Regions from separate parts of the Mus musculus genome. Here all the other regions are linked to region 3. The links are chromatin loops, found by intact Hi-C in ENCODE. Cell type or tissue: heart. All regions are shown on one strand. Region 1 has its middle 31 kb from the start of Cnrip1. Region 2 holds the start of Ppp3r1 (protein phosphatase 3, regulatory subunit B, alpha isoform (calcineurin B, type I)). Region 3 holds the start of Pno1 (partner of NOB1 homolog). Region 4 holds the start of Sec61g (SEC61, gamma subunit). Region 5 holds the start of Cnrip1 (cannabinoid receptor interacting protein 1). Region 6 has its middle 17 kb from the start of Fbxo48. Region 7 holds the start of Fbxo48 (F-box protein 48).

Region 1 (4,000 bases), 130 kb before region 3:
CATGGGAATCTCAGGTTTTATTTCCTGCTTGATAAAATAGATAAAGCCTAATAATAGGCACATACAGTATTTTAGTTTACTTCATTTGTTTTGGATTGTTTTAACTTTCAAAATGGGTATGGTTTTGAGTTTTGTGTTTCTATTATTCCTCTGGGAGAGAGGTCTAAATAAAGGGTTTTCGGAATACTGGCCCAAGGATAAGCTGATTTGGGAAAAAGGTTTTGTCTTTGCATTTTTAGAAAAGGTGTCTATCCACTTTCCAGAGTTGTAGGGATCATATATGTCGAATACACCTTCCAGAGTTATAGGGATCATATATGACAAAGTGAGGCCCCCAGAGGATTAGAGTCCAGAGAATCATTAAAAAAAATTTATCTTGATGATAGTAAGATTTTCTTTTGAGACTTCTATATTACAGAATATACAGCCTTGGTGAGTCTCCTTGTGAGACATGCTGAACTGACCTGCTTGAACTTCTGATGTCCTGGACTTTCAGCTGGATCCAGTCAAGACACAGACATCAAAGACTAAATCAATCGTTGGTGTGGCCTTTTTCCTACCCTTCAAAATATCTCAACACCCATATTGAGCTTGAAGAAGTTATGAAGAGCTGTTGACCCATTTCCCTGGGCTTTGGGGCCAGAGGGGGTTATTATAGGTTGTCTTTCTGGGGAATGTAGAAATGGTCATAATTGGAACACGGAGGAATAGCTAGACTTGATTGCATAGCCATAATCTCATTTGGTAGAAACATTTTTAATTGTTACTAGGTTGATGTCATACTTTCTTATTTTGGTACAGAATTGTTTTGATGCAAAATCAAGGTTTTCATTTTTATAAATTCCTTCTATTGATACAAAAATTTTAAACTACAGGACTTAGACCCAGTCCTTCTATAACTGTTATTATAAAAAGATCTGAAATGTTTACGTCTGTGAGTTAAGGGCCAAATAACAAATTCATGACTCTGAGTTTATAGTTAGGGTGTTTTCAGATATTTTAATTAGAAATAGCTGATAGTAGTAACAGAGAACAGTCCAGATTAGTTTACATAGATACTTAGTTTTCAAAAACGTCAGAAATCCATAGAATGTGGCACGTGATATTATTTAATGCTTCATGACTTCCTGACTTACTGGGGCTGTATAGATAGGCAACTGTCTCTACAGTTTATCTCAGCTCTGGAAGCTGTGTTAGGCTTCCTATATATTTTCAGTTAATGTTGGTCATTTTCAGATTTCTGAAGGGGTTGAAAAACTACTTATTGTCTCATCGCCAGCCCAGGCTATTTAACATTGAGAGAATAGATCTGAGAGGATGGTTTTCAGATGGCATACAATCTAAAGCCAGGACATAAGTCAAGGTACAATCATAAGTCTTTTAATTTAGGAGAGATGACAATGTCCTATCTTAATGACATAAATGAGGGACTGGGTGTTAGGTCTATCTTATACTTTATAAACTACAAAATGGTAATAGTTGTTCTCTGTTTGTATTTGAGAGAAAGGTTTTGTTTTTTATTAGAAAAGAAAGGGGGAAGTGTTGTGGGTGGGCCTGGTGCTGTTTGTATTTATATGCTAATTCTGCTCTCCTGGGAGGGGTTGAAGACAAGGAGTGAGTCACATATCCAGATGACTTCTTGTGAACCAATCCCCTAATGAATAAAGAAGCCAATCGCTGGGTGAGTAGGCTGGAATTCTAGGTTGGACAGAGGAAGAGGAGGAGGAGGAGAGAGAGGCTTTTGGAACGGGATAGCATAAAGACAAGATGTACCTGCCAGAGTTTCCTGGTACTATGATGGATCCGTCAAGATTTGCCACCAGAGGAATCAGATTTAATAGGACTTACAAGATAAGGTTTTAGTTGTTGCGCCCAGAGATTGAGTTACTGTTGTTTCTGAGGAAAAAAAAAAGTGTCTACACATCTACTAAGCAATCAGCATAAGTTTGTCATTATCTTTGTTCCTTACTTTGTGACAACTGCTCCACTGGTGAGATAATGAACACAATAGCAAGAGGGCCTCATACGGGAGCAGACAAGTACACCACCAGCAGTCAGACTTCATTGCCTGCTCACAGGGCTTCAAGGAACGTGGCACAAAGCCTATACTGCACATGATTCCATAAGAAGGAATTTCCTCCTAAAAAATAATATCCTGCCTTCTATATTATCACTTACTTGAACATGAAACACCCTACTATGTTGGGGAAAACTCAGCTTGAGATTTTGTTTCCTTTCGTATGAGAGTATGGTGGTCCCCACCTGCAATCCCAGAACACGGGAGGATGAAGCAAGAGGATCGTAAGTTCAAGGCAGCCTGTGCCATATAGCCAGAGCCTGTCCCAAAACACCAAGAGCACACAAGGTTAATGGAAGTATTTATAAAGGGTTGATTTATTACAGAACTAAATTTGGAAGCCTTTCTTTCACCAGTAAATAGCTAGCCTGCAATGAGTCTATGCTGCCACCAGGGAACAGCAATTCCCCAGCTTGGGACTAATAAAGAGCTCAATGTATTTCTCAGTTAGCACGTTCAACTATAATAGCAACTACTACATTTGCCAAGTGAAAGCACAAGCCTGTTTCTAATTATCATATTTTAAAAGTCTAACTTCAGTTATTGGCCAGACATTGACCTATTTATAAAGGTGGGGTTTTCTCTGGAATGTGAAGCAACCTGAAGGCAATAAAAGGGGCAAAATGGAAATCTTTATAAATATTTGATTTATAAATTTTTATAAATAAATATTATAAAATTAAAATTTATAAATATTATATTAATATTATAAATATTATAAAAATAAATCTTTGTAAATCTTTGATTTATAAATGTTGTGTTTGTGAAACAGTAGTGTCCAGCCTGTAAGTGATCGCAGAGCTTTGGAGTTTGTTTGGAGCTTGTATGTAGTATCATGATGCTTGCAATAATATGTGCTTTCTGAGGGAAGAGGCTTCACTGCCAATTGGAAGCCAGTCAACCCAGGACTGGAGGAAATGTGGCAAGTCTAACCACATATGCCTCACACAGAGGTGCTGAAAGAGCCTGGGTAAAAAGCCAGGGCGTGAGCCCCACTAAGACCCCTTCTGAGCTCACGGTCACCTCAGTTTAATCTAGTCTAGAGTTTTATCAAAATCATTTAAAAATCTATGACTTGAACCTCTCTTTGTTTTTAAAGTGGTGTGTGTGTGTGTGTGTGTGTGTGTGTGTGTGTGTGTGTGATTCCTGCAGGTCCAGAGACAAGGTAGACTCAGAAAGGTGGATGAGTGGTGTAAATGAAGCAATAGGAAATCTTAACAGTTCATCTGCCCTGCTGAATGAGTGCTCCTGGCATCTCCTGTTCTACTTAGTATTGGACTCCAGCCCAGTCTCTCTGGCTACTTTTCTCTGGTTCTCCTCCTACTCCAAAATATAAGTGCTCAGCTATATCAAGTAGCTGAGTCGTAACTTTGTCCCTCAACCACCTGGGAGAGTTATTTTTATACAAGTTGTAGTCACTCTTTTCACTTCCAGCCTCAGATGGCTGTCTCCCTAGAAGCCTGAGGAATGAGGCCATCCTTTTAATTGGGGTGATGATGAAAGTACTCTGAAGCAAGGGCAAGGGTAGGAATGCATGGGATTTATGCTCATTTCCTGAGAAGCCATCTATCCAGCCATGTAAAGTGCACAGGTCACACATGGGAACACAAAACATGACAAAAAGAAAGATTCTGCCACAGATGTGGCACAATCTGTTCACTACAGACTGTTCCCTGTAATGGCCTTTGACTCTGAGGTTAGACACAGTTCGGCCATGTGCACTGATCCAGTTTCTGGCTCTTAGGAAATTAAAAACAGAACAAGTAGAGGAAAGAGGACAATCTATAGAGATTAGTTACAGGCAGAATATTTTTCTTTTTTACAGAGAAGAAGACAAATATCACAGTAAGTCAAAATGCGTACTAGTAATGTCCATTTACAGTAGAGATGTAAATTTCTCTGAAATCGAGGAGTAGCTACAGA
Region 2 (4,000 bases), 51 kb before region 3:
ACACTTACAGAAGATGAAACAGGTAGAGCAGGACATACCCTGACCTTTATTTTCTATCTATTCAAAACCTGACTAAAATAAATAACATAAATACGTTATCTTTATCACATCTCTCCTACCAACTTATCTTTTCCTCTTAAATATAACTTCTTTCCATGGACTTTATTACCTACTGTAGTTTCACTTCTATAGTAAGGCAACTGCCACCATTACGGACATACCCTTACTACATGGACAACAGGGCAGTCTGTCTCGTAGTATTTCTCTTAAAGGCTTCTTTCTGCACCAGCTGCAGGGCAACCTAGAGGTAGTGTCTGTTGGAGTGGGAAGCAATCCCCCACTCTTGTCAGTGGCTCCCAGGACCTAAGCTGCAGCTAGCTTTGCTTCTCCTATTTTTCCAACTGCGCGCTTGACTCCACAGTGTAGACTTGCCCGTGCCTCGCCATAGTGACATGGTGTCACCCCCCAAGAGCGACACAGCCCTGTGGCAGGTCCTGTCATTCTCCCCATTTTCTCCTCCCAGGAGTCTTCCTCCTGCCGGCCTTCCTTCGGTCACATGACAGGAAGCGCGGCTCTCCCAACGTCAAGACGTCTGCCCCCCCATCTCCATGTCCCCCGGCGCACGGTACGCAAAAAGCGCTGGCGGAGCGCTAGCGGGGCTCTGCGAGCAATCCGGTTGGAGAGCGTGTGCACGGCAGGGCGCGGGTTCCCGGATGTCAGCCTCCCGCAGGCTCCGCCCCGCCCCGCCCCGCGCTCGCTCCGCCCTCTGCGCGCCCTGTTCCGTGCCTTGAGGTTGCGGTCAGCGCGAGCCGCTGCAACGAGTCGGGGCCGCCTGTGAGCGTGAGGCTGCAACCCTCTCCTCCCGCCGACGCATCTCCAACCGGGACTCCGCCCGCCTCGCTCCGGGCCCAGGCCCCGTTGCACCCCGCCCGGCGCCGGACAGCAAAGCCGCCGTCGCCGCGTCCCGAGGATCCTACAGCCGCCGCCAGCGCCGCCCGCCGAGCAAGATGGTGAGACCTCGGTTCCCCGGTCGCGCGAGGGAGGGCCCGGGGCGTCCTCTCGGATAGAAAATTCCAGAGGCCTGGAGGGTGCAGGTGCTGGGTTTCAAGTCCTCGGCTACTTGCGCGGCCCCCGGCTCTGCGCGCTCCCGGGCCGCTGCAAGGCCCTTGCAAGCCCCCCAGCCCCTGCGCGCCTCCTCCGGGCCTCCGCGCGCCCCCCGGCCCCCTGCAAACGCCGGACGTCTCCGCGCTCCCCGAGATTCGCCGCCCCCGCCCTCCGCACGACCCTGGGCCTCCGGGCGCCCACAGAGCCGCCGCCCCCGGGCTCCTAAGCCCGTGGGCCTCCGCGCAACCCCGGCCCCGTCGCCTGTCTGGCTCGTTCGGCCTTTTCTGAACCCCGGTCCCGGGGGGCTGCGCCCTCGCTACCCTCCTCCACGTGAAACCCACTTTCCGCCCCCAGATGGGTTTCCAGGTTGGGTTTTCTGAAATCCGGTGGAAATGATAGTGTGCGGCAAATGGCGCTTTATGTAAGACCCACTTCTCCAGAGTTGTGCTTCCTCCCACTCACTCCGCATTTTCCAGCAGCGAGCCTTGGCAGGGATCCTTCCACTTTCTTGCCTTCTTCGCTCGTTTTCGCATTTATCTCTCTGCTGTTTGCAACCGTAGGGGATTTTTTTTTTTCCCGAGGCCGCTTTTCTCTGCGTTGGTGAACATGAAAGGGCCAGCGTGTATATTAGCTAAGACACCGGGCCTAGAGAAATGCTCATATTGGTTTGTTAATATTTTCTTAGTATTTTTATTTCTGTTTTTCCGGTGCTTGTGGTAGTTGTTTTTGAACGATGGCGATTTAAATTTTCCCTTCCTTACTTTCCTATTAATCCGTAGGTGGAATTCACCATGTAGTATTTCTGGCTGACGCTAGGGGTGTGCCTCCTGCCTGTCACCATAGCCAAGAAATCTATGACGCCTTTAGCTTGTTACCTTACTGGTTCTGTAGCTTCACTGGGCCTCCGTTTCGTCTTTGCAATCAAGAATTGTGTTCACAGACAAACATAGCTGCACTGCGAGTTATATGTCATTTAGTTAAACAGGATACGGGATTGTGACACTTACTGTAAACATCTTTTCAGTACATATCAAAGAATTTCAGGCGGATTTGTGATACTTAGACTCTTTAATTGTACAATACCCCCTCGCATGTAAGATTTAAGTGCTTCAAATGTGCATTGTTTACTGCAGTTGAAAACCGATTAGGTGGTGGTGGTCAGAGAAACTGAGGTTAAATATTCGAGTAAGTCAGCTTTTATTTGAAATATCGGGTTTACTGGCATCGTTAAGACCCACTAGAGGGGCAGCTTTATTAAAGTGGTTCATGATTTTGGAATGTAGAGGATTTTTTTTTTCCTTTATTTAGGAAGCTGTTCAGATGATTTGGCTCCTTGAAGGTTATAAAACTTAGCCTTTTCTACACCATTGAAGAGCATTTAAAAAGATCGTGTCTGTTCACAATAGAGTTGTAATACTTTGAAGTTAGGAATGGCACTTAATATTTTTTTGTTTGTTTTGAGGCTGTTTTTCTCTGGAGCTCATTGGCTGGCCTGCTTCAGTTTCAGCTCTTGCGATGTATACCATCCCCTTATATCAGAGTAACTGATGAAGAGGCCAAGTTCAAAATAGACCTCTCTTCCATCCTCAAGCTTATACTTCAGATGGGTACCTCAGGGCAGTTAAGAAGTTTATTCTTGTATCATCTACAAACCTGCCAAACTGGGATATTTTGTAGCAACACAGTAACCGAAGCTACGAAATGTAACGGAATTTGGGAGCTGACAGCTTTGGGCCTTAATGGAACTTTGTACGTGTTTATTTGAAGATCGGGGTCTATTGCAGTGATTTTTTTTTTTTGAAAAAAAATTAATTTTAACTATGTATATATGGGGGAAGGGTGTGTGGACAAGAGTGCAGGTGCTTTAGGAGACCAGAAGAGAGCTTAGATTCCCTGGATTCTGAGTTACATGTAGTTTTGGATTTCACATAGGTGCCAGGAACCAAACCTAGTTTCTGTAAGTGTGGTGTGCGCTCGCTTGCGCTCGCTCTCTCTTGCTCTCTCTAGCTCTCGCTCTTGCGCTCTCTCTCTCTCTCTCTCTCTCTCTCTCTCTCTCTCCTTATTCTAATTTGTACTGATGGTACTAAAAATTAGGCATCTGTGTTGCATGTTCTTTCCCAAGGCTGTTCCCTCAGACCATTGACTTTTTTTGTTGTTGTTTATTGAGACATGGTTTCTCTGTGTAGCACTGACTGTCCTGGGCCAGGTTGGCTTTGAACTTACATACATCTGCTTGCCCTTGCCTTATGAGTGCTGGGACTAAAGGGGCATGCACCACCACCATTGGACAGCCCACTGACCCTTAAATTCCTTATCTTTTTGTGACTATTTCCTAGTCAGTCCCAATATTTTAAGATTCATTTTATAATATCTGATGGGTCATTATTATTTTCTTGGGTTTTGTGTGTGTGTGTGTGTGTTTGGTTTTGTTTTTTTCTCTGGCTTCCTTTAAAACTTTCCCAGTTCACATTTGCCATTCTCCGTCTTTCCAATTCTGCCCTGACATAGGGACAGTCTTGGTGTGATCCATACCATATTGGTTTGGAAGTATCAAGACCATGTGAATAACTTGGTTTAGCCATATGGAACATTGATTAACTGAAAATATGTTGGGCTTCATGGTGATCTGGGTAATTTTCCAAGCTAAGCCTGCATTTCTGGAAAAATTCATTACCTTAAGAATAGCTAATTCTTAGTAGATACCACAGAATTGTTAGATTTTCATAATGGATTTTGTAGTTTTAATTTATTTTCTGATTAATTTAAATGGTATTAAATCTCTTATGGAGTTGTCTGTATTCATGCACACTTGGATGTATGTGTCTGCTTGTGCATGTGTCTGCATGTGCATATGTCTGCATGTATGCTCATTCACAGCCTTGTAGAGGTCAGAGGT
Region 3 (4,000 bases):
CATAAAGGATCATTTCGATGCTGTTGTTTCCCAAATCAACAAGTCTAGTTCGGAATACTTACATGCCTGGTACTGAGGAAATCAGAATAGTTTAAGTAGGAATCTTATCTACAAGTAATCACTTGAACTGCAGAAACTACTGTTATTCATAGAATGCCCATCACCGTAATAATAATATGCTGTACACATCTAGCTCTAAGCTTCACTCTGACAACTTGAGTATTATATAGTGTAAACAAATGAGGAAATTAAGGCACTAAAAAAAATCAAACACAAATCTAATTTCTAAAATATCCCTTTGGGTCTCCCACACAGTCCATTTGAAGAGATTACACATTTGACAAATTTAGAAGCATACAGAAGTGTGTTCAGATTTTCACACCCAAAACCAGACCCCAGCAGGGCATGGCAGCACATGCCTTTAGGTCCCATACCCTTCAGATCTCTCCAAGTTCCAGGCTAGCTAGAGCTACAGAGTGAAGCCTAGTCTCAAAGAAAAAAAAAAGAAAGGAAGAAAGAAAGAAAAAAGAAAGAAAGAAAGAAAGAAAGAAAAAGAAAGAAAGAAAACAAAAATAAAACAAGAACAAAGCCACAAAGCCCCAGACTCTGGCTCTCACCCTATGTATGACTCTCGGCAAGTCCCATGAACATCTAGGATTTAAGTTTTCTCACCCCTGCCTAATCCTCCAGCACTCTCATGTCTATGGGTGTATATCATCTATGTCATACCTTAAGGAACAAATGATGTGGTATACGTTAAGCTATCACTGTGCATCTGATATATGGTATCAGCAAATACTAAGAACACAAACCAATGACCCTGCAGTAAACAAGGCAGCTAAAGTAGAACAGAAATGTATAAACTTCTGAAGAGAGCTTGAGTTCTCTTGAAAGCTGACTGGAACTGAAGTAAGAAGACAGCAGAGAAAGTGGCCTTCTCCAGAGACCAGAGCCACCAAAGATACTGGCAGGGGAAAAAAAAACCAAAAACAAAAAAAAACAAAAAAAAGGGAAACAAACACAACTGGGTCTCCTACTTGAAAGGCAGGCTTAGTCAAGTGTCTGGCCTTTATCCCTTAGGAATGCCGAGGAGGCTAGAATACCATAATAAAAGCATTGTGATATGGGAAAATTAATTTGGCACTGACACCGAAGATCTACTGAAAAAAAAATAAAGGAATTAATTTACATTTTTTTCTAAGTGGCACACGTTTCCTCCAAAAAGAGCACTTACACTGAAGAAAGTACCTACAATTACCACTTGTTTAGGCACTACCGTGTATCATTGTCTACTTTTATTAAGGCTGAAACTACGAAATGGTAGGCTACGAAATGGCTACCCTCTTCCTTACCCTGATTTCTACATTCCTTGATTTCAGGTTAAAGCGTATCTGAAGTCCCAAATGTTCTACAATCGGAGTAAATATCTTCATCCAGTTTTCTTTCAACGGTGTGTATCTGTTACCTGGGACGGGAATTTTCCTCGTTTCTTCTTTCCCAGTCTGCAATAAAAACATACACACTCAGGAGGCGACTGAGAGATGCGGGCCTAGGCGAAAAAACAAACAAACAAACAAACCCCCCAAAACAACAAAACAAAACAAAACCGAGAACCGACCCTTTCACCTGGACGCCCGGGCCCCGCCCCGCCCCGTCCCGTCCCGTCCTGATCCCCACCAGGAGCTGATCCCCGGAGAGCGGCGGGAAGACCGGCCTCTTCGCCGGCCGCGCCTCCTCCGTGTCCATGCGTCCGGCTTCTCCATCCTGTCCCGCCGCTGACGACTGCTCAGCCTGTCGTTTCTTCGCCCGGCGGCCCCCTCTGTGCGTGACGGGAGTAAAGCCGTCCTCCGTTCCGGTGCTTTGCGTCTCCATCTCGGCCAAGATCAATCCCGGCAAGTACGACTAGAGGAACACGTGCGTGGTTGTACAGCGCATGCGCCAGCCTCCACCAATCGATTTGAAGACACCACCCCTTTTCCTAGGCGGGGTCCATGCCAGGGGCCTAAGGCTGGATTGGTCCGCGTTTCGGAATTGCTGTCCTGGGATATGCCTGTTTGCTAATGTCTCCGTGCCCTCATACGCTCGCAGCCGAAGCATTCACAGTCTTTACTGTGTCTATGTAAAGTCGTTGTGGTAACGGCAGTAAATTAGCTTGTGCCATGTGTGGAGAAGCATCTGTTGCGGTCTCAGTAGCTCACACGGCATTTTCGGAGGCATCCAAGCCCAACTTGCTAAGGCTTCCGGGTAGAATGCGGCTAGGGAGGGACAAACTGCCCCTGATCTGTTTGCAGTCTGGTTACCAAGTTAGCGTTTGGTTGCATCTACACCATGTCCACCTTCGAGAAGCCTCAGATCATTGTCCACATTCAAAAGGGCCTCAACTACACAGTGTTCGACAGCAAATGGGTGCCCTGCAGTGCCAAATTCGTGACGATGGGCAACTTTGCCCGGGGCACCGGCGTTATCCAGGTGTACGAGATCCAGCGCGGGGACCTCAAGCTGCTGCGGGAGGTGGGTGCAGGCTTGGACCGTTTGGGTTTGCGTGATCTAGGGTCTGATTCCTCAATGCTCCAGCAGAAACAGAAAGGAGGTGACAGATTGAGAAATACTTCAAACTAGGCTCTCACTGCAGCCTCTTCCTCCCACCATCCTCCGTGCAGTCCGTTGCAAGGTTTCTGGGAAGTGAAGTTAACATTTCGTGGCAACGTTCTTGGACCTTATAGGCTGTTAGCAGTTGTCGTAGTCTACTAGTAGATATATGCAATAAACCCACATTTCATACAAGCAAAACCAAAGGAGGCACCGGGATACCTACAACAAAGTTGATGACGAACTAGTAAATACCACATCCTTTCAAGAAGTGTCAGTTCAATGCCTGATAGTCCCAGGCATGGGAATTGCAATGCCAGCTATATCATGGAGTTTATTTTCTGTTGGGGGAGACAGTCCAACAGCCAGACCAAGAATGCATACATACATGTAAACTCATCAAGATGAGTTTTCTAATGTGCAGGTCTATAAAAGTAAAAACAGATGCAGGACGAGTAGAAACTAACTAAAGCAAATTTAGAGTAGAGTATGAAGTTTCTTACAAAAAACAGCATGTGAGAAAGCTCAGTGATAATGGTGGAAGGTAGTTTATTATCTTTTTAAAAAAGAAAAACACGAGCTAGAAGTGGTGTTGCACACCTTTACTCACGGCAATCAAGAGAAAACAGCAGGAGAATTTCAGTTTGAAACCCTATCTGCAACAACCACAACCCCCGTAAAATAAAATAAAATACACATTCATAAGGGATAAGTAATGACCATTGCAAGATATGTAAGACATTCCACAGATTTGTCCTTCATTTTGCTTTAAGGAAAACAGGACACCACTGAAGGACTTTTAGGCGGATAATGCAAGACTAGATTACAGGTTTCGTATCCAGCTGCCAGTGAGCCAATTACAGAATGGGGACAATAATTGACATTTTCTTTATCCCTCCTTCCCTCCCTTCCTTTCTTCCTTTTGTGTGTGTGTGTGTGTGTGTTTTCTATGTTACTCAGCTGGCCTCAAACTGATAATCCTCAAACAAGGCTCTCAATGGGCTGGGGTTCAGGTCTCCTGCCACAGTGCTGAGTTGTGGCAAAGTAACAGTTTTATAGTTCGTTACAGTATTTAAAATGTTTCTATTTGAGTTGAATGGAACAAATTGCAGCCACACGGAGGTGTTGAGAGCTGATAAGAGGTTAGGGAAGGTAGAGGATAGATAAGCTTGCAGGGCAAGGTATGTGGAGCACAGTCCTTCCCTGAACTTTGCTGAGAGCCTGTTTTCCGGTTTAGTTCCTACTCTATAGCCAGGTATTGGACTTGGAGATTCTAAACATAGATTGATCCTTCCTGCCTTGCCTTATGTCCTTCATCTGTTGCTGGTCCAGTGGCCAGTTCAGATTATCTGATTTAGGAAGCCCCTTCTGATCTCTGCTCAAGGAACCTTTCAGTACATTCCACTCCTAT
Region 4 (4,000 bases), 700 kb before region 3:
CTTTGTAGGGTATAATAACTACTGCATTAACTTCATGTTGAGGTTTTATTGACTCGCGAGCAGAGCAGGGAAGCTGACCAAGTTTTCACACACTAGAAATATGGAAGGCACTACACTACAACTAACTTAAATATGGTATGTATGATAAGGCCTGAATAATCTCATATCATAAAGAAAAGCTTTAAGCAGCTTGCTAAGAAGGACATAAAGACAGGGCCACGATAGTGGCAGCAGTGCAATGTTCCTTTTAACAGTGTGCTAAGCAAGCGCTCCATCATTGAGCTGACTTCCAGGCCTGCAGAGATTTAGTGTTTTATCTCACTCTCAAGACCAAGATAGTATTACCTTTTCTGTCGGGTTTGGTGCATCTTTTAACCAGCCGAATTGAGTCCTTTACAAACTGCCGGCTGGGCTCCACAAACTGCATTACCTGATCCATGTTTGTCTGTTTAAAAAATAAAAGCAAAAACAACACACTCAGTAGTATTCTCTCACATATTAGGACTTATTGAGTTATACACAGAGGCAGCACAGTCCTGAATTCAATTCATAAAGAAAAAAGCTCTTCCAAGTTCATAAAGAAAAAAGTTCTTCCAAGCCTAAATTTAGAGTGGTTTTATGATATACAAGAAAGCACGAGACTCAAACAAGCGAGCACTGATCTTACCAATGTTGTTATCCTCCCTGGCAAAGGATCATACACTCATTAAAGGATTCTCTCATTACAAGATTAAGCAATAACAGCCCCCTTTCCTATCAACTACATTCATCTAACTATTCCGGCTAAGAAACCAAAAAATAGTTACGCTTAATACTACTTTTTAAAGTTCAAACTATTGAAAACTTAGGATCTACTACAACAAGTTCCAACTATGGTGTAACAAGAGCCTAAAATGGAGGCAAGAGTACACTCCAATCAAGTTGCTGGAAGTCATGCCCATATAATATATTTAAGTAAAAGTAGATTTCTTGGGGTGGGCAGACAGATGAATATTCCAAACAACAAAAATTGGCAAGATTCAGATTCTGCAAAGCCTTCAGCTAAATGTTTAGGTTTGAATATTTTGAGGTTCTTTTGAAACTCTATTAAGAATACAACGACTCTGAGAGCCACTGGTAACGGAGCCACAGTATTTGTACTCCATTTCCAGGTCTTAGAAGTCAGATGATAATTACACTCTCTAGCTAGAAAATAGAAGCCCTGCTGGGTCCCAGTTTTAAGCCGTGAACAGTGGACAAATAGCTGAACCACTTAAGGTACACACTAAGAAATCAATTCACAGCCTGATACAGAAAGCAAAGGGACGCCTGTTTTCTCGGTGTTTCATTTAGCTGTTCTTCAAATCCAACAGCCCTAAAACCACTAGACCAACCACTGCACTCGCTGTTAGAGGAGAGCACGAGTCCACTAAGACTTCTCGATGCTGACTACTGATCAAACACTTTTACTTTAAATTTCGACACCTGAACACAACTTCACAAGAGGTTCAAAGCATCAGGCTCTGGAAGCCACAAGAGACAATGAGTTCACCAACAGTGTGAGGATGTTCAGGCAGGGGATGTTCAGGGAGAAGGCTGAACCCTAGATCCAGACGCTAAGCTCTGAGTTCGTGAACTTTTGGAAACCCTCCTCCTTAGAGGTCTTGACTGGCTAATTCCATCTGAGGCTACGTAGGTAGAACCTGTGCCTGGATTTTGCCCTTTTCATAAATGAATGGCTCTCTGTCCACCTGTCCATCAGCGACCCGGCTCAGCCAACTTGTCCACAGTTCTGCAGCTTCCAGGTCCAGCTCCTGGCCTCCAGGCTTATCAAGGACGTCCTCGTGACCCCAGCCCGTGGCCCCTTCGCCGCCCCTTTCCCCGGGGGTTCCTTTGATCTCCACGACCCCCAGGCCCGCTCATCTCGCGCCCACTTAGATCCCGGCCCCAATCATCCCACCGGACGCTCGTACCTCCAGTTTCTTCACCTCCCCTGGTCCCTCCGTGTCCCTGGCCTCCCATCCCGCGGCCCCTTTGTGCCATGAACCCTAGACCAGCTTTCCCCTACCTACCACTCATGAGAAAATCCTTACTTACTGGATGGCGGATTGAGAGCGTAGAGACACGTAGCTCAGGAGAGAACCGAGCCCAACGGAACCGGAAGCTGGCAACCCACAGCCCGCCCATTCCTCCTTTCAATTGGCTCTTCACGCAGAGACGTCACTACGCCGGCGCAGTGCTACGTGTGTTTCTCCCGGCTTCCCGAGCAGAGGCCGACCTGAGCGATTCGGGTCTCTCCAGCTGAACGGGCGGGCGGTGTGGGATCTTGGTTCCCGATTGTTCGCCTCCCGGTCTCGGGCGCAGCCTCTCCAGCAGCCTCTCCAGCAGCCTCAACGTAAATCCACGAAGTGTCGCTAGTTAGTTAGTGAGTGAGTGTCTGCGCTACAGCTATGAGTCTCCCCGCTGCGCATGCAAATAATGTCACTGATCAAAAATGAAACAAACATCTCAGTATGAACGACCTAATTCAAACTATTCTCCATTCCCGGAAAATGACTTTCTGCTTATTATTCATGGGAATATAGAGGGAATTAAGACCGCCTACCTAGAACTTTCTTGTCCCCAATGAGGAATTAGATGTACTGCTGGTACTAACAGTCTCTGAGTGCAATACATTTGACATTTCTGAGTTAAGATTTGTTGCTTGGATAATCTTGATTGGCTCTATCAGTAGGCTTTGAAGAGTTTTTACTTCATTTCACGTGCAACCTCGGGCAAGTACTGTGAAACAGATTACAATACTTTGCTTTCATATGGAGCACAAACCATAATTCTACCATTAGTATCTAAAAGACCTATAAAAATTTTCTTCCAATCACTAAAAAAGATACAGCAGGTTTGCAAGTGTCATGAAGCACTACCTTGAAACATTAGTTCTTTGCTATTTGAAGGAGTTGTTTTTGTATATTCAAAATGAGCAATTAGAGTTTCTTTTTTTAACTCAGCTTGCAGCCATATATTGGGAAGTGACAACTGTCAATCTGGCATAACTTGGCCTTTGGATATAAAAGGGGTTAATGCAGCTACTGTATTATAACATTCTTATGTTTTTCGTGGTTGTTTCAGTATAAGTACGCATCTATAAATCTATCACTTGAGAATAGGAGGTGTGTAGATGTTCCAGGTCACCCTTAGCTACATAGAAATTTGAAGGACAGCTTGGGTTATATGAAAAACGTCTCAAAACAAAACAAATATATATATACACATTCAAGCCCAGGATTAAACACTGCAAAAAGATAAAACAGGAGAGTGATTCATATATTAATGATGTTTAAAGAAACACAGAATCCATAAGAATTCAGGAGAAGTGGAACTGAGTAAAACAAAAAAATATGATTTTTAAAACCACTAAAACAGGGCAGCTAAATATAGGTGACAAACTTCTAGCATACTGTGAAGGATTATCCAAATTAGGTTACTTACTGGCTGGGTTTTTGTGTCAACTTGACACAGCTGGAGTAATCACAGAGAAAGGAGCTTCAGTTGAGGAAATGCCTCCATGAGATCCAGCTGTGGGGTATTTTCTCAATTAGTGATCAAGGGGGAAAGGCCCCTTGTGGGAGGTGTCATCTCTGGGCTGGTAGTCTTGTGTTCTATGAGAAAGCAAGCTGAGCAAGCCAGGGGAAGCAAATCAATAAGAATGATTGGCCTCTCCATGGCCTCTGCATCAGCTCCTGCTCCCTGACCTGCTTGAGTTCCAGTCCTGACTTCTTCAGTGATGAACAACAGTATGGAAGTGCAAGCTGATTAAACCCTTTCCTCCCCAACTTGCTTCGTGGTCATGATGTTTGTGCAGCAATAGAAACCCTGACTAAAGCTGGGCATGGTGGCGCACGTCTTTAATCCCAGCACTCGGGAGGCAGAGGCAGGCGGATTTCTGAGTTCGAGGCCAGCCTGGTCTACAAAGTGAGCTCCAGGACAGCCAGAGCTATAAAGAGAAACCCTGTCTCAAAAAACC
Region 5 (4,000 bases), 160 kb before region 3:
CTTCTCCATCACATGGCTCTTTCAAGACATCTAGTCAAGGATTTGTTCTCCTAATACACCTGGATCTTAGAAAGGTGGATCCACAGGAATTGTGCTAAAGAGAGGGAGGAATAACTGCTTCTTTAGTAGGGAAATCTACTTTACCTTCCAGGTTCCATTCTCTGTGCAGTTGCTCAATGGCTACCACAAAACTCTGTTGGGTCTGTTTACCTTTCTAGGAAAGGCATAATTTTTTTCCTCTTTCTTCTCTTCTTTTCCTTTTGGATGCTAGTCAGAGCCTACATATGCTTTCTCTGGTACTATGGGCTTTTCCCCTTTCTCTCATGCTCCCCTCACCACTTATGAAGCTACATGGCTGACCTCAAAGGATCTTAACTTAAACAGCATAGATTTTCTTTCTCTTCTCCATCTTCCTCAAGATTATAGCTAGTCTGCCCTAGGACTTTTCTTTTAAGTTAAAGGTTGCTCCCAAGATTCAAAATAAATGATAAAACTATATAGACATTATTTACAATTAGGTTTGCACCTCTTTGCACTCACCATAGGTGAATCATTATGAATCTAAATACTTTTAGATGTGGAAGAATTCACATATGACCATAGTTAAAACACAGCAATAATTCAAGTCTCTCAACATTTTGGGGACATGTCTGATGTTCCAGGTGATGTTTTGTGCATGTTGAAGATTTAGTAATACGTAAAATAGAGAAAAAACCCACCCTTGTGTTTCAAATCCTGTGTTTCCACTGCTCATCATGCTTGTAATTAAGTCTGAGCATGGGTTAGACAATGTAAAATATGATGCACCTTTAAAATAGTTGTATAGCAACTGTAGTTTCGATATGTGAGAATTCATTCAACCATTCTTTATGCTGCTGGGTCTTTTTTCAACCATTCATAGATTGGCAGTCCATTTAGGTTTTGTTTTGATTTTTTTGCTAACAGTTACAATAAACACCAATACCTCAGAATCATTTTTATACATATATATATATAGCTTATTAACTAAATAAAAGTAGCCTAACCTGTGTAAGTACAAAGTTGCAAACAACCGCATCTGTCCCAATGGGAGGCATCAATTGTATCCTGCATTTCCCAGGTATGAGGTGGAGCCTATGGTACTATCCACCTGTGTGGTGCTGAAGAAGGAACTCATTTTTCTCCGTCAGGAACTCATTTCCATGCACCTAGTCTCCCTTTGCTGCTTGGCATCTTCAACTGTCAACCACCATCTATGAGAAAGCCTTTCAAAATCATATGTAGCGTGCAAGCGCAGACTCTGCACTGTCATATGAAATGTTCTGCAGTAGTTCTTTGACTCATCCTTCTTAGACATTGTCACTACACCTAACTCACCAGACTACCTTACTTTTTACAGAGTTGGTCAGACTCACCCTTCCAGATTTGTGTGTGTGTGTGTGTATATATATATATATATGATTGATTATAGTGTCAATTCTAAGCCAAGATATGTATAATGAAAATGAAAATAGGACTCTCTCAACCTGTCCCTGCTCCCCCTTTCTCCCTAACCGCATCTGTCTTTCTATCTCCACCTAATCTAGTGTAATTTCCACTCCACGTGAGATGAGCTCTGCCTTCGGGGCCATTTGTCCTTGCTCTCAGTAGGATGCACTCATTTCCTGAAATTTAAATCATTAGCTAGCAGTTTCCTACCCCGTTTCCTGCCACTTGCCTCCACTTCCCCTCTCAGTCACTTCACACCAAACCTCAGCTCAAACCCTCCAGAAAGTGAATCTACATCCCTTAGGGCCTAGACTCTGGGGTCTCAGCTCCTTGTTGTAGCAATTAATCTTGGTCCCAGGGCCTCTCCGCCCCATCCTCCTCGCATCCGGTGCTGTTCTAGGAGGAGCCTAAACGTCAGTCCTGCTGAAGGGGATTGTGGTGCGTAAACAAGATTAACTCTCTAGCCCCCAGCAGTGCTGATTTGCGGGGCAGCCTGCCAGTCCAGTCACTGCGAGCCCTCGCGTGCGTGCAGGGCCCTGCGTGGGGAGCGGGGGATGGGGCAGCCTGCTGCCTCCATGCTGTCTCTTGGGCCGGCTCCTTTTCTGAGTGTAGTGGAGGGCCACAGCTGCTTCTCAAAATCTGGGGTGGACAGAGGCGACCGCTCCTAGCTGTGGCCTGCATCCATCCGCTCTCTCTTCCTCCCTGCTTGTCCCCTCCGCCCAAAGCGCCGCAGCAGCTCTCTCCAGCCTTCACTGTCCACCACTCCAGTCTCGGTTGCCAACTATGGGGGACCTACCCGGACTCGTGCGCCTTTCCATCGCGCTGCGCATCCAGCCCAACGACGGCCCTGTTTTCTTCAAGGTGGACGGGCAGCGTTTTGGCCAGAACCGCACAATCAAGCTGCTCACCGGCTCCTCCTACAAGGTGGAGGTGAAGATTAAGCCCACAACACTGCAGGTCGAGTGAGTGTGGGGCGTGCCGGGTGGTGGCAGGGCAATAACATCCCGGGTATGGGAGGAGCATGGAGGCTCCAGGGCATCCCTATCCTCCACTGGGCCCTTCTAGTCTCTCGAATGCTCAGCAGGACCTGGAATGAGGGCAAGAGATGAACGCCCTGCCCCTAAGCTACTCCCCCTCCTTGAGCTTGTAGTCTTACATTCCTGATTCCTTCCACCCATTTCAGTAAATCCCTTTAAATCTGCGACAAGAATCCAAGGTTTGGAGGCTTTTGCTGCTGTTGTTGTATTTTAGGGTTTGCTTTGTTTTGATTTCTTGTAAATCTCTCTTTAGTCTACCTACAACAGAGAAACATAGGTAGACAGGGTGGGGACGATGGTAGAAAGACATGGAATGTTTCAGGAACCACAATCCCGTCTCTCCTCTGCTGGATCCTGCAATCTCTCCTGCTTCTGCTGACAATACGGAAGTGGAAGTGGGAAGAGAGGCTGAGGAGTGAGTAATCTCAGTGGACAGATGGTCCCTGGGTTCCCAGAAGGATGCTCTCCAGTTCTCCCTTCCAGGGTTAATGTCAGCGGAGGCATCAGGCACAAATTAGAGGGCACTGCCTGTGCTGGGCTCACCTTTATGGATTTCATACACTGTGCCTTTTCTTTCTTTCCTGGCTGAATTTTTCAGTCAGCCTGGTCAGCCTAGTGTTGATCTCTGTGGTGGTTAACAGCATCTTCACAAGAAGACTGTAGAAGAGAATGGTGGCAGTTAAAAAAAAAAAAAAAAAAAAAAAAAGATCACATATGGGTCTTAGTTTCTTTTCCTATGGCTGTGATAAAATACCCTGACAAAATCAGCTTACTGAAGAAAGGTTTTGTTTGCCTCAGTTTTGATGTTAGAGTCCATCATGTCAAAAAGTCACGGCAGCTGCAACTTTCAGAGCCGAGACCAGAGAGCAGTGAACTGGGGCGTGCAGGTCAGCGCTCATCTGCTCCTTCCTTTCCATTCTGTCTAGAGCCCAGCAGCACACTTTTAGATGGGGTTTCCAACCATGATTAAACACAATCAAAAAACCCCACACAGATATGACCACAGACTAACCCGGAGAGACAATTCTCATTGAGAATCCCTTCCCAAGTAATTTTACATTGTGTCAAGTTAACAATTGAAACTGTCACAGGGTCCTCCTCTACTGGCTCACCTTTCACTCAAGCACTGTGTCGTCTAGTTTGTAAGAAGGAATAAAGCAACATTTATGACCCTAACATACTCGAGGGAAGAAGAGGCTTTGAAACAATCAGATACTTTCAGTTAGTTTGAAGTAAGTAAACTTATTTTATTTAGCTCGCTACACATAAAGATTTGTAGCCACACTTGGACTGTTTCTGGTGTTCACACACACACACACACACACACACACCTCCATCTCCCAGCTCCCTGTACCCATTGTCCTCACCGTCCCTAGTTGTCCCCGAACTTGTGTCCAGGCTTTCCCCCCTCTTATGCCCTGTAGAATGTTGCCCTCACTTTCACAGTTTATTTTCCCTTTCTTTGGGGGTAATTTTCTAGATTTCAAGCTAATCTG
Region 6 (4,000 bases), 240 kb before region 3:
CCCTACATCCTGACACTAGTAACACATAGGTCAGCTGACTAGGCTCCTGGCTGGAACCATGAGGAAAGTCAGGTTCAATCTATTAACTGAATTACTTACTGCTCCTTTCTTCTCTTTCCCCTCTTTTCTCCCGGGCCATTGTTTTTCTACTGTCACCAGTTTGAACTGAAAAGATTAAGTCTGCCGTATGTCCATTCTTCTCCATGAGGCTCTACCCTCCTCATGGAACACAAGATGGCTACCTATGTGATGATGTGCTATCTCATCTCTAATCCACCACACCTCCCTAACAGGAAGGTGCTGCACCTTTTTGTTTTAATTTTTATTGGCATTTACTATTTGTATAAACTAATGAGTTTTGTTGACATTTCATACATATAATACACTTTGATGATCTTGAACCCCCTAGCACTTCCTATTCTGCCCCATCCCCCTTCTCTCACCTCTGAGCCCTCCTGGTTTTGTGTATTGTTCCTTATTTTAATTACTGTTACTTGTTACATACACATATAAATGTATAAATGCATCTTCTGAGTCCATTTCATCTTGCTTATATGGACTGCCTGGGTAGTTGGCTAGGGTTACTGTATCAGACTTGAATTTCCTCTATTAAGCAGGCCAAAAATCCAATTGTTGTTGGACCAAACTATTAGTTAACACCAAAATAGGATATCTTGCTGTGCTGGTCATTATACATATGAGTATCACAGCTGAGTAGGACTTTTGAATGTTTTTTTTCCCCTTGCATAGCACTTTCTAGCACTTTAGGAGCGAGTCCTAGGGGAGGGGGCTTCCTGGTCCATTCCAGCTCAATTGCTTCAAGTCCTATGTCCAAATTCTGAAATGTCTTCAGCAGTAAGGACATACCTTCAAATTCCAGGGGGCAAGCAAAAACAACCACACTAGCCCATATTATTTAGCAGTCTCTTGGACTCCTCTTACCAACAACTAGGAAAGTTTCTTATTCCTAGTACTGAGATTTTGTTGGATCACCCATACTAGCATAACTCCTCCATACACTCTGTGTGTGTGTGTGTGTGTACATATATGTATTATGTCATGTGTAATTTTGTACATAATATATATTATTTGTATTCCCCTATAGCTTTTTAAAATATCCTCAGTTATTTAGCCCTCCCTCCCTCATCTCCCTTTTATTGCCCTCTCTCTCCCTTCCTCCTCCCTCTCTACCTCTCGTTTTTTCCCATTTCCTCCTTCATAGCACCTGTCACCTGCTGTGATAATAAGGTATTGAGGATAATGAACGTGTACTATGTAATGTATGAAGTGTTATAAGGAAACACTATTTTGTACAATTAATAAAATGAAAAATATGGAAAGATTTATAAAAAATATTTTTATTATGGTAAAAATAAATGTTATCCATTTTCTCTTCTGCTTTTAAATCAGAAGAGAATAAAAATGAAAAGATCTTCCAAAAACCTAGTCCTCCAGACTAGCTCCAAAGCACACTGGACATCATCTTTAAGATGGTATTTCATCAGCCGCCAGCAGAGGGAACAGTATTTCAACTGAATCCCCAAGAGCTTGAATGATAGCTGAGTGTTCCTCATTCTAGCCATGTATGCTGAAGGGAACATCAGATGCTTTAAAGTTTTCACTGCAGATTCCACAAGATAGACCATCGGGTAAAGGTGCTCACCACACATAAAGATGGAAGGAATCACCTCCCCTGACTTCTGTGCATGCCAAGGTTCAGACACATACGTTTACTCACACACACACACACACACACACACACACCACATATACAAATAATAATAATTAAACAATTTTTTCTCACTGTTTGCCTTACTTTTATAATATAGATTTATAAATACTATACTTTATGCAAAGACTGGTGTTACATATCTATATGAACAGCAATAAAAAGATGCTCATTTTCTTTCACCTAAATGAAAGCAAGGAATTCAGAGAGAGAGGTAAGAGTCTCCTGAAGGGGCTGCTGACATTAGGACACCATGATACCTAAACATATCCCTTGTGAAGCAAAAGGCACTGTGTTCAGACATACAATTTGAAAAAAAAAAAAAACAAAAACTTGATGATAAACATTGAAAACATTCTCTCTAAAGTGTGAATAGCTTTACTCTCCCAAATGGAAGGAATCTACCACGGTGTTGTGGATGGAAGCATCAGAGGTGGGATTTCGGTGCTAGTCCCTTTCAGAAAATCTTTTCCTTTTCCAAGAAAGCTGGCCTGATGTGTGCCTTAGTTTTCTCATTTCATAGTAACACTGTTTTGACTACTAAAATGTTCTATTGTAACTTTGAACTTTTATAGCAAAGATCTCTGATAAAAATACTGCAGTAACTTCAAGTTGTCACAAAAACCTGTGTTCAAAACTGCACTTAAAAGTGATTATACCACAGGAATATCCTAGCCACAGCAGTTATAGCAACTAGCAATCGGAAGATTCCTGGTCAAATTAGTGTGGCTTTAAAAAATGTTTCGTTTTAGAGACTATAATTACATCATTTTCTCCTTTCCTTTTCTCTCTCCAAACTGTCCCATATATCCTCCCTTTCTTTCTTCACAATTCATGGCCTTTTTTCTTTAACTGTTTGCTACATACACATGTATATTTGTATATGTATATACATGTATATACATAACAACCTGCTCAGCCCGTATAGTATCGCCTGTAGGTACATGCTCCATACGCCTGTCCATTTGGTGTTGGATAACCAACTGGTGACCTCTTACCTGGGGAAGACTATTCCTCCCGCTGTCAACATTGCTTAATTGACTGTAGTTCTTTGTCTAGGGTTGAGGCCTTGTAAGCTTGCCCCCTTCCACATTAGCAAGTCCATTGATGTCCTCCTTGTTTAGGCAGCCCCACATGCCATGGAACAGGCACACACATAATAATAGTAACTTTTATGAGGGTTTTATTTTAAAGGGCATTTGCCTCCATGCTTAAGTTTACTCCAAGGTTATTCATTCTCTGTTTGTCTTCCCCCCTCTCTCCCTATTCTTTCCCCTCCCTCTCCCTCTTTAAAGGGAAATGAAAATGTTTTAAGGTAATTGCAACTGTTTCCCTGATTTTTTTTTTCTTAGTGTGCCTATCATTGGCATTTTGGAAAGCTCCTGATTGTCATTAATTTTCTTGTTTCTTGCCACTTTATCAAACATACTGGTCAGCTGTAGGAGATTTCTAAGGGAGTGTTTACAGTCTCTTATGTAAAGTGTCACAACATCTGCATGCAGGGAAAACTACATGTTTGCTGTTTGTTTTCCTTTATTTCTCTCTCATTGCAATAGATAGAACTTTGTCTTGGCTAGTTCTTGTCAGCCTGACACAAACGAGATTTATCTGGAAAGAGGAACCTCAGCTGAGAAAATGGGTTCCTGTCCTCACTTCCTTCTGTGGTGCAATGTGATATGAAAGTGGGACTTTTGGTTACGGTGTTTTATCACAGCCATAAAAATCCTAATGAGAAAAAATTTGGTACCAGGAATAGCATTGTTGTGACAGACCTGACCATCTTGGTTTGGGGAGTATTATGGAAGAGTTTGGAACTTCCCACTAAAAAAGTCATTGGGTGATCAGAGCTTACTGGACTGCTTGGGTGTGGGCACGGGTGGGCTTGGAAGGTGACAATGCTGGGTTCTCTAGAAGAACAGAATGATAAAATGAATTGATATTAAGAAGGGATTTACCGGATTTAATTGTACAGTAAGACCCAGGTAGTCTAACAATGACTGTCTCATACTGGCACAGGCAAGAACCCAGTAGTTACCCAATCTACCAGGATAGGTGTCTCAGGAGTCCCAGTCTGGCATGAAAGGCCTGAAGGATTCCAGAAGAGCTACTGGTCTTCAGGCTATACTGGGAACCCAAAGAAGTTGGTTCTCGTATCAGTGAAGGAGTGCAGCAGCAGTGAGATAGGTGGACTTGTCAAAAAGAGTGCAGACAAGCAGGCAAAGACAGCACTTACTTTCTTCCATGACCTTTTATCTGGGCTGCCACTAGAAG
Region 7 (4,000 bases), 260 kb before region 3:
ACTGTGGCAAGGGCACAAAGCCCTTGACCCTGGCTTCTAAGATTAAGTGGGCCTTAGGTGGAGATGTTTTTGATCCCAGTTGTTAGCATTGAATTTTATCCCAACTGGTTCCTGCCGGTCCTTCCATGTTTGCATTCCTCTGTTTTGTGTAAGAATCCAGTAACCTCTTTGTACCTTGCCGGTATGTCACCCAACTTCCCTATTTTCTTCTGTATAAAAAGTTTGATGCTCGATTTGACAAATTACATTCAGATTCTACACAATCTCATCTGTCGCTTCTGTTTGTCATTCGCCGACTCCTTGTCCACCTGCAACCAGAGACCCGTTCCACACAGATAGGAGACCCAAAAAGGCGATAGTCTGCGGCAATACTGCCCACAGTGGGCTGGGCTCGCCATAGATCTATCATCAAGAAAATGCCACCATAAACTTGCCTACAGTCCAGTCCGAGTGAGACAATTCCTCATTTGAGGTTCCTTCTTCCAAGGTGTCAAGTTGACAAAAACCAACCAGCACACACCAAATGGTGCCCCCTTCCCCCCACCCCCCCACCACCACCACCACATACACACACACCATTTCCTCTTTCCTTGTATTTCTGACTCATATCTTCTATAGAAAGCTATAGGCTTTCTTATGCCAGCTAGTGGGATGTATGGCTTTGATCGGATTGGTGTTTTTTATGAAAGCAGCTCCCTTCCCTCAGCTCTCACCCCAAGGTCTGTTCCTTCTGGTAAGTCTCTGACTTCTTATTTCAGACATTAACTGGGAATGTGAAGAAGCTCAATACACGAGGTAGTCCGCTCTTAAATGTGTCTTCCCAGGGGAGTCACAGTTTCTTGAATCCATAACAGGGGATATTGAGCGTTTCTATGTATATATATGTACATCCTGGAAAGTTCCCCAGGATGCTTTCTGCCATTAGGCCTAAGTAAACAAGTATCTCTTAGCTTCAACATCTTTATAATCAGAGACATATAGAATGTTCAAACTAAAGGCCGTAAGGGTGTAATATGCAAAAGCAGTCTTAGAGAAATACAGAACTGCACGAAAGACTGGCAAGGGGTAAATGTTGAATGCTAGCAAATATCTTCTCTGGGAACAAAACTACAATGTTCAGCTAACTTAATAACCACATAAGCTGAAAGGTTTGCAATTCCATCGTATATAGCAGTCTCGGTAGTCCTTGATATTTCACTATATTTTTGCAAGATGCTACTAGATAGAATACATACCGCATCGAGCGTTAAGCTTCCCCGGGCAGCTCCCTGGAATGTTACTATGCTAAGAAACAAAGGAAATGAGTAACACGATATTATCATCAAAAAAAATTTCAACGTGAACTTTTTCAGCAACCTTTGTCGAGCACACACCTCAGGGAAGGAGCACCTAGTCAGGTTGCAGAGTCCCCTGGGGAGAGAGAGCCTTGGCGCTCAAACTCTCGGCCGTCTCAAAGCCCTCGCTAGCTACCAAAGCACTTTGGGAGTCCCGCCCTTTGCAAGTCCCGCCCTTTGTAAGTCCCGCCCTTTGTAAGTCCCGCTCTTTTAAGTCCCGCCCATGTGCCCGCTGTCACTCAGCGGGGACGCTGGACCTTGCAGTGACTTGGGCCTCCTTTCTTTCCTTCCCTTACGGTGATGAAACGCAGGGTAAACTACCAATCCCAGAAGGCACCGCGCATGCAAATGGGTGGAGCGAGGCTTGAGAGGGCGGGACATGAAGGCCTTCCGGAAAAGATTCAAATCCGGAGGACTGAAATCGCGGGAGGAGCCGGCACCGCGCCTTTAGGTAGGAGAGGCAGCTCTGCCCTTCCCTGCACAGGGACCAGCGTGCTCAGCTGTGGTCGGTCGCTTCTCCTGCCTGTCCTCACAGCACAGGGATGTGGTTGCGCTCGCCAGGACTGGTGTGGGCTCCCTGAGAACTAGTCTTGCCCGACGATGCTCTTTCTCGGTTTGCTCACTCCTAGTGACATTTGACAGGACGGTGGATGGAGGGGCTGGAGGTGGCCCAGAGTGACCGCTCTTCTCAAAGACCCAGGTTTAGTTCCCAGTGTCCACAGAGGGGTCTTGCCACTGACTGTTACTCCATTTCGGGGATCCCACCCCCCTTTTGGCTCCTGCGGGCAGCGCACGCACTGTGTGCTGAGACTTGTTTGCAAGCAAACCGGCAATACACATACATAGAAGCAGATCTTTGAAAAGGAGGTGGGAGGACCGCAAGCTAACGCAATATTTCCGCAAGGTTGGTTCAAAAAGAGGCGACATACAAGGAATAGCTTTCGAGGCATTCAAGAGAGATAATTTAGAAGATTCCTAGTGAGATTTTTGGGAATATGACCAAGGCACCACAGAATGTTCAATTGAAAAACTTCCTGCCTCTTGTGGAATTCCTTTGACAGAAGGAAAGATTTTATTCCTAGGGAGAGCCTGGGAGAAACAGCAAACATCTGAGTGTAGTGTAACCTCCTAATAGAAACTTAGTTTCAAAGATGACACTTTGCCTTTAGTTTGTACCAGTGGTAGGAGGGGAGAAGGTTCGTTGCAAATACTTGATCTTGTGGGTTTTGTCTTGTTTTTGCACACCAAGTTGCTTTCTATTTTCTATTTCTAAAGGAAGCCCCTGTTCAGTTCAGACATTACAGTTCTAACCACAACCAGTTTGGATCATAAACAGCCTAACCAAAGGTAGTCACCATGATGTTACTAACTACAAAGACTCGAGTAGTGCATCTGAAAAGGGAATTGTTAGTCACTGAATGAAGAGATATTTAGCTATACATCAAATGCCTATTGTATCCTGATTCTCCACCACAAAAGGAACTGTAAGTATTATAAAGTAGGTAAACACAAATTGTGCTTATATTGCAACATGGCCCAGGATGATGTGTGCAGCCTTGAAGCTTCCAGAAGCTTCCACTGTGGTCCTTGAGAACATTAGCTGGAATAAGGCTTTACATCTATAGCTATATACTATTCCTAGCTGAATTATGAACTACTTAGATTGTACTTGTCACTCAGTAATAGATTTGGGGACAGTGATCCTTAGCTCATAATTAGGCACATAAGATAGATTGATTTCTAAGACACCACTCTTGAAGTGTAATTGAATATATGAGACTCCATAATTATGGTCAGGACTTCATCCTGGACTATTTTGGGTAAACTGATGTCAAGAGTATGCACTTGTCCACTACATCCAAACGGTTAAGTAGTTCTTATACAGATTACTAAAGGACCAGCAGGTTTGTGACTCTGTTAGCTCGAAGGTGAGGAAACCAATGGTAAAGCATCAGTTCACATAGAGACTTTTAATAAACACTAAAGTAGTCATTATTACTAAACTCAGCAAATGTTTGATGTGGAGAATCATTCCCCCCCCCTTTTTTTAAAGATAATGTTCTTCTAGAACAGCAAGAAACAAAACATGTAGAAACCATGATACTTGCCAAGAACTAGTGTTCAAAGTGAAGGGAATGTGTTCATGGTCTCCCATATACAGGTCAGATGTTGGCCACTTGTTTTTACGCACGCCACCTGGCAGTCTTCAAGAAACACACACGAGACACGGCATGGATTCGTCCTTGCAGATTAAGAGGCTGAAGTCAAGAAATGTAAAGTTCTTTAAATCATTCATAAACTATCTGACTCCGAGGAGGATGCACATTTTGGTCTGAAGAGGCTGAGTATATTTAACTCTGCCCTGTAGGTTGCATATGAAGACAATTGGTAAACAATGAAGAAAACCTCCAAGAAGAACAATAATTTCAAAATTCCTGGTACAGAATTGAATTCCGCGGATGCTGAAAGGGGAAAAGAAGAGAGTCAACGTAACTTTGTTGAACTACTGCCCTTGGAAGTCACTTATAAAATTTTCAGCCAGCTAGACATTCAGAGTTTATGCAGAGCTTCCAGGACATGCACAGGTTGGAATTGTGCAATAAGAAACAATGACTCCTTATGGAAACCCCACTGCTTGACCATAAGAGCTGTGTGCCAAAGAGAAA

What was found. Peaks named below come from ENCODE experiments on the same cell type or tissue, not always from the same donor. Only the 100,000 strongest peaks of a DNase experiment are listed, where the experiment ranks them.
Region 1: a loop joins it to region 3, with 3 times the contacts of the local background. A loop is called at or near these places in 10 of 42 quality-filtered maps.
Region 2: a loop joins it to region 3, with 7 times the contacts of the local background. A loop is called at or near these places in 20 of 42 quality-filtered maps.
Region 4: it touches region 3 in a loop (5-fold over the local background); 6 of 42 quality-filtered maps call a loop at or near these places.
Region 5: a loop joins it to region 3, with 2.2 times the contacts of the local background. A loop is called at or near these places in 2 of 42 quality-filtered maps.
Region 6: it touches region 3 in a loop (2.6-fold over the local background); 8 of 42 quality-filtered maps call a loop at or near these places.
Region 7: a loop joins it to region 3, with 6 times the contacts of the local background. A loop is called at or near these places in 6 of 42 quality-filtered maps.

What each region holds. Positions count from the first base shown.
Region 1 is chr11:17,080,661-17,084,660 of GRCm38, forward strand. No RefSeq gene overlaps it. Among named protein-coding and RNA genes, the nearest start is that of Cnrip1, 31 kb to the left of the region's middle. In heart, a CTCF peak has its summit at 2,456; no DNase peak of the experiment used is centred here.
Region 2 is chr11:17,158,533-17,162,532 of GRCm38, forward strand. It overlaps Ppp3r1 (protein phosphatase 3, regulatory subunit B, alpha isoform (calcineurin B, type I)), which reads left to right and starts at 766. Exons shown (of 6, transcript NM_024459.2): 1 at 766-1,010. The coding sequence starts at 1,008. In heart, CTCF peaks have their summits at 673 and 1,909; DNase peaks (open chromatin) are centred at 689, 1,379 and 1,959; H3K4me3 peaks cover 2,429 bases; H3K27ac peaks cover 1,721 bases.
Region 3 is chr11:17,209,636-17,213,635 of GRCm38, forward strand. It overlaps Pno1 (partner of NOB1 homolog), which reads right to left and starts at 1,954. Exons shown (of 7, transcript NM_025443.2): 1 at 1,678-1,954; 2 at 1,353-1,502. The coding sequence starts at 1,872. It overlaps Wdr92 (WD repeat domain 92), which reads left to right and starts at 2,258. Exons shown (of 8, transcript NM_178909.4): 1 at 2,258-2,511. The coding sequence starts at 2,329. In heart, no CTCF peak of the experiment used is centred here; a DNase peak (open chromatin) is centred at 1,946; H3K4me3 peaks cover 3,019 bases; H3K27ac peaks cover 1,554 bases.
Region 4 is chr11:16,506,028-16,510,027 of GRCm38, forward strand. Sec61g (SEC61, gamma subunit) reads right to left here and starts at 2,457. Exons shown (of 4, transcript NM_011343.3): 1 at 2,077-2,457; 2 at 346-445. The coding sequence starts at 2,166. In heart, no CTCF peak of the experiment used is centred here; a DNase peak (open chromatin) is centred at 2,204; H3K4me3 peaks cover 2,438 bases; H3K27ac peaks cover 1,840 bases.
Region 5 is chr11:17,049,920-17,053,919 of GRCm38, forward strand. Cnrip1 (cannabinoid receptor interacting protein 1) reads left to right here and starts at 1,940. Exons shown (of 3, transcript NM_029861.3): 1 at 1,940-2,429. The coding sequence starts at 2,251. In heart, no CTCF peak of the experiment used is centred here; a DNase peak (open chromatin) is centred at 1,912; H3K4me3 peaks cover 1,445 bases; H3K27ac peaks cover 829 bases.
Region 6 is chr11:16,966,485-16,970,484 of GRCm38, forward strand. No RefSeq gene overlaps it. Among named protein-coding and RNA genes, the nearest start is that of Fbxo48, 17 kb to the left of the region's middle. In heart, a CTCF peak has its summit at 1,509 (motif pointing right); no DNase peak of the experiment used is centred here.
Region 7 is chr11:16,949,647-16,953,646 of GRCm38, forward strand. It overlaps Fbxo48 (F-box protein 48), which reads left to right and starts at 1,764. Exons shown (of 4, transcript NM_176982.2): 1 at 1,764-2,818; 2 at 3,496-3,607; 3 at 3,703-4,000. The coding sequence starts at 3,730. It overlaps Eldr (Egfr long non-coding downstream RNA), which reads right to left and starts at 1,636. Exons shown (of 4, transcript NR_110425.1): 1 at 1,374-1,636; 2 at 1,236-1,284. In heart, no CTCF peak of the experiment used is centred here; a DNase peak (open chromatin) is centred at 1,625; H3K4me3 peaks cover 2,233 bases; H3K27ac peaks cover 2,319 bases.